2 separate regions of the Homo sapiens genome follow, and region 1 is linked to region 2. A link is a loop called in an ENCODE intact Hi-C map of the cell type or tissue named here. Cell type or tissue: A673. All regions are shown on one strand.

Region 1 (2,500 bases), 480 kb before region 2:
CATATCAACATGTGTAGGAGAGCAGCCCTCTAAAAAAAGCTCTAAAGCTTCAGTGTGTTTAAAAGTCTGGTGTTAATCAGCCCAACATCATGCCAGAAGTAGAACGTATTTTACAAAAGCAATTGGTCTTTTAGACAGTGTGAGTCTTTTGGGAAAGGGGACAAGTCAGGATGGGAGTTGCTTTTTAATAGTACATGTTTTTTGTTCTATAGACCATTTATCTTGCCATTTCTGCAGAAAATATGTCAACTAATTCACGAATACTTGTTTTTACTATGGCTGCCAAAATATCCTAAAATTTAAATGAATTTGGAATTCAGGTGTTATAAAAAGGATTGAAAGAAAGAGAAGGAGGGTTGGAGAGAAGGCAGCTGTTGTTTCAATTCTATTAATTTTAGAGGCAAGAAAAGGCTTTTTTTCCCCATTCACAAATTGGAGCCAGTTTACTGACACTAGTGGCTTTTAAAAATCCCAAACCTATAAAGTCAGATTTCAGTCTCCAAGCCCTTAAAATAAAATTTCTTTTATTCAGTCTATCAAGCCAAACTTTTGTATGTTAAATTGTATTCTTTTTCTTTGTCCTTGTTCATGGCTAACAGATTTAATGCTACCAGTATTTTTTCCAAATGAAGAATCAGTATACTTTGCTCAATATGTTAACAAATAAAAAGATTTTTTGAGGAGTTACAACAATAAATACGATTTTACTTTTGTTTCTCACATTTTCAGAAGGGTTTTACTCCCCTGCATGTAGCAGCCAAGTATGGAAGCCTGGATGTGGCAAAACTTCTCTTGCAACGCCGTGCTGCCGCAGATTCTGCAGGGAAGGTAAAGATTTTCTATACGTTATAATTATGTAACAGTGAAGGTGATAGATTAGGAGATCTGTAAAGACATTTTTCTCACTTCTCTGAAAGGAATGTGAGAGCAACTGATGAAACTATCCCAAATAGACATGGTGGCGATGTCTTCCATGACCGTCCAGGTACATACACACTGATTCAGAAAGCATTTTGAGCTGTGCCTCAAAGTCTTGTCACAACAGCCCCAGAAAGTCTCTATATTAAGAAGAATCCCTGCAATGTTAATGTAGTATTTCTTACATAGCAGTTTAGACCTTTTTACATTGTGACCCTCAAGATCCCCTTTGCTGGTGGTATGCTCATTTTCAATTTTAGTTATGTTTTTAATATGAAAATTATTAGGGATTTGTTTATTTTCGTTCTTTTTTCTATTGACTATATTAATTCATTAACATGAATTTAATCAATATCAGTTTCCAGGCATCCTGGTAGCTTCAGGGCAGCTAACCCTAATTTATTAATGCTGAAACTTAAACACACCCTTTACAGAACGGCCTTACCCCGCTCCATGTTGCTGCTCATTATGACAACCAGAAGGTGGCGCTGCTGTTACTGGAGAAGGGTGCTTCCCCTCATGCCACTGCCAAGGTGAGGACCACAGAAAAGGATTTACAGGCATAGGGTGTAACTATCGCCTGAAAACACATGAGAATTGTCTTTTAAACACATGGTATAGTATAACTGCGACTAGTCCTAGCGATAGTAGCTTTTGGTATTGACACCCTTTTTTTTCCCTTGTATTTCTGCCAGTTGCGTCTTGAAAATCTTTTTTAAGATTTTTTAAGAGTCAGCAAATATTAAGGGGATGTGCCTATAAACCAGTAGAGATGAATCTTATTGCTAACATTCTGTGTGTTAGAGAATGAAGTCTGAATTTTGAGAACTGAGAAATAAAGTCATTAACATATTTTCTCTTCTCTCCTATAAACCAAATGCTATGATGAAAATGTCCTTTTATACTCTCATTCTTTCCGACTTCAAACTTCTATTTGTTTCTTTGTCTTTTTTTTTAATGTTTTACCTGTGTTAACTGTAGCATGGATCCCTCTAAGTCCCTAGATTCAGAGGTGGTGGGAGGATGCCTTTTTGGTGTATATCTAGCACCAAATTCCGAAACAGCTCCAACTAAGACTTGTACTTACGGACAGGGCATTTCCCACCATTCTAGTTGGCCCCTTATTACACTGAAAATATATATGAATGTCGTATAATGCATAAAGTCCTCATTGCGTCTTTCGTTCATTAATTAAGCACAGCTATTTTGAGAACACATCAGGGTTTATTTAAAAAATATTGATTGTAATGGGAAAATATTTATGCTATATTAGACAATATAATAAAAAAACTGCCACCATTTATTTGCCAAACACTATGCCGAGCACTTTACAGGCAATATCTCATAATAACCCCATGAGACTGGTATTCTAATGATCTCCGTTTTGCAGATGAGAAGGTGAGATTTAAGTAGGTTAATTTTCCAAAGTCATATGAATAATAAGTGTTAGAGCTTGTACCTGTGTTTGACCTCAGGCAGACTGACTTTAGAGCCGGTGCTCTTAACCACTAGGTCCTTTGTGCCCCAAAGCAATAGAGGGAGATTTATTCCACTTCTGTTATACAAATATATACATATATAC
Region 2 (2,500 bases):
AAGACCTATAGAAGAATGTAAATACAACTAAACGTAAGTAAAGGATACAAAATAATAAGGATGACACATGCCACTTCTGGGTCCATAACTGAAGAGTTGTGGAGATTCTATGTACAAATATAAAAATGATTTACTAATTTTTTTCTTAAAATGTTGTTCTTGCCAAGAAACCTTCAAATTTTAATTTGTCCAAATTGTTCCAATTTGCCAAATCAATAATGTATAATCAGAACTTAATCCATCTACATAGTCTCAGTTCTACTTCCAATTCAAGACAAGTAACCATGAAGTTGAGAAATTACAGTACTTTCTTGACTGCCTGGAAGCCAAAAATAAAAGAAAAGTAGCAAGAATTAGTTTTTAACATCCCTTTTACAACATCAAAAAAGGTTACTTAGGGATACACACACACACACACACACACACACACACACACAAAACATTTAGATTTTATAGATGAGGCCTAATTTTGCATACATGGTCAAGTAGTTTTATAAAGTCCTGATTCATGTACTACTAATATCACCAATTTAGGAATTAATAAAACTAGTAAAATCAAAGAATATCAAAATGACTTAACTGATTAAGCCTGAAGTTTTACAGAAATATAAAATGAAATCCCTTTTAACTTTAGCAATGGAGTAGAGGTAAAATACAGTTGTAATAACTTATTTTTTAACCCTATACTATAATGTATTATATTTTACAAAAACAGTGACTGTGACACATCAGAATCTATGTAATAGTCAAATGGTTTCTAACGATCAAGAAATACACTGGGAGATGAATGTCAAGAAGCCATTACTTCCACATAAAATATTTTACCACCACGAGGCTTTGAAATGCAAAATAAATCACAGGTACTATTTCTAAATTATCTGCCATCAGAACCATCAGTCCACTGGATTCTGAACTGCAGTCACAGCTCTTCTTGGACTTTATATAATTTGACAACAGTGTACAGTTCTAAACATGTATAAATAAACAGAATATCAAAGCAGCAGAAAAAAATTGGCTTTTGTTAAGTACTAATCTAACTGTGCTTGGGATTAAAATGGCGTAATTTCTAATTCTCATGAAAATATAAGGCAAAAATTCTATTATCACTATTCAACATTTACTAAGCATGCCCTCAATGCCCATCTAACAAAAACTTTTTAGAAGATAGAAATTACATATAAAATATAAGATGCTTGAGATGCTTCCATACTACTTATTTTCAAAATAAGCCAAATTATATATGAGTGTACCCATCTACATGCTCAGTATAATGAATGTTCTATGCACGCACATGCTAACACAAAAGGTAAGAAATTCTTCAATTGACTCAGAGTTCCCCAAATATGGTATGTATGACTAACAGCTGAGAGGAAATACAACTGAAACTGTCTGCTGGAAATCCATTAAAATCTAGGCACAGAAAAATGCCTGGTTGATAGTATAGTTGGATGTGCAAATTTATGCAGGAATGTAGCCAAATCTTTGGCAATTCCCTCATGGTCTTAGATTTATTAACAATAGCCCTTTCTTTTTCAGCTGTAATGTTACATTTAAAGAACATTAGTGGAGTTGGAGGACCTGCCTGGTCTTTAAAACAAATAGACTAAAGGCTTGGGTATACAGAGTCATGGAATTTCAAATACAAACAAAAATTTGCACAAAAAAAGTATGCTCCACAAAAGCTTCCATATGCAACTCTCAAAAATCAGTACCTTAGAAAAAACAAGCATACTATTTTGCAATTCTTTCTACATTTGCCTTTGAACGTATTCATTATTTTAAAAATTTTTCTGCAAAAATGATTTGTATCATCTTCTCTGAAATGAGTGTTATTAAAAGACTTCATAGGTTAAGACATATCCTCTTAATATACTACTTCACGGATTTATTTTCAGTATTTGCTTGTTGTTAGGAGTAAATTAAGTACTTAACTCTTACAAGTCATTTAACAACCACATTTGATTCTTGTTACTCTGTACTGAGCCCCTTCTATGCTCTCAATTCTGTGGAATGTTGTATCAAAAAATGAAAGCATGGTATTTTCTTCTTCAAGAGTTTATAATTCAATATGAGTACAAGTTAAACAAACGTATTCATTCAAAGGCACAAATATTCTACAACCAGTTCTGATTAGTGTGACAATATAAAATAAAATTGTTGACCATTTTGAAGGAAAAGTTCTGTAATTTTTCAGGAGAACAATAATAAGAGGTAAAATTGACACAATACTTTGCAGTTTAAGAAATGATTCTCATTGAATTCCCTGAATCCTCAGAACACCCCATGAGACTCCATGAGTATGATTTCCCATTTTACTGATGAAGAACCTGATATCCAGAAAAGGAAAGAGACTAAACGAAATTTATGCCTAAGTAGTAGAGCAAAGATTCAAACGTAGTTCTCACAGCTAAATCAAGGCTGCCACTGGATTTATAAGTTCTTTCATAAAAGTAATCTAATTTGATCATTATGACAATTTTATTAGATAATAATAGCAGAT

The links. Hi-C counts contacts between places; a loop is a spot of excess contacts. Peaks named below come from ENCODE experiments on the same cell type or tissue, not always from the same donor. Only the 100,000 strongest peaks of a DNase experiment are listed, where the experiment ranks them.
Region 1: a loop joins it to region 2, with 4 times the contacts of the local background. A loop is called at or near these places in 5 of 110 quality-filtered maps.

Annotation. Positions count from the first base shown.
Region 1 is chr4:113,277,108-113,279,607 of GRCh38, forward strand. It overlaps ANK2 (ankyrin 2), which reads left to right. Exons shown (of 46, transcript NM_001148.6): 16 at 730-828; 17 at 1,353-1,451. Among named protein-coding and RNA genes, the nearest start is that of MIR8082, 130 kb to the left of the region's middle. RefSeq lists a silencer at 1,296-1,470. In A673, a CTCF peak has its summit at 1,391 (motif pointing right); a DNase peak (open chromatin) is centred at 1,414.
Region 2 is chr4:113,754,772-113,757,271 of GRCh38, forward strand. All of the region lies in intron 2 of CAMK2D (calcium/calmodulin dependent protein kinase II delta), which reads right to left. Among named protein-coding and RNA genes, the nearest start is that of CAMK2D, 5.7 kb to the right of the region's middle. In A673, no CTCF peak of the experiment used is centred here; a DNase peak (open chromatin) is centred at 1,430; H3K27ac peaks cover 775 bases.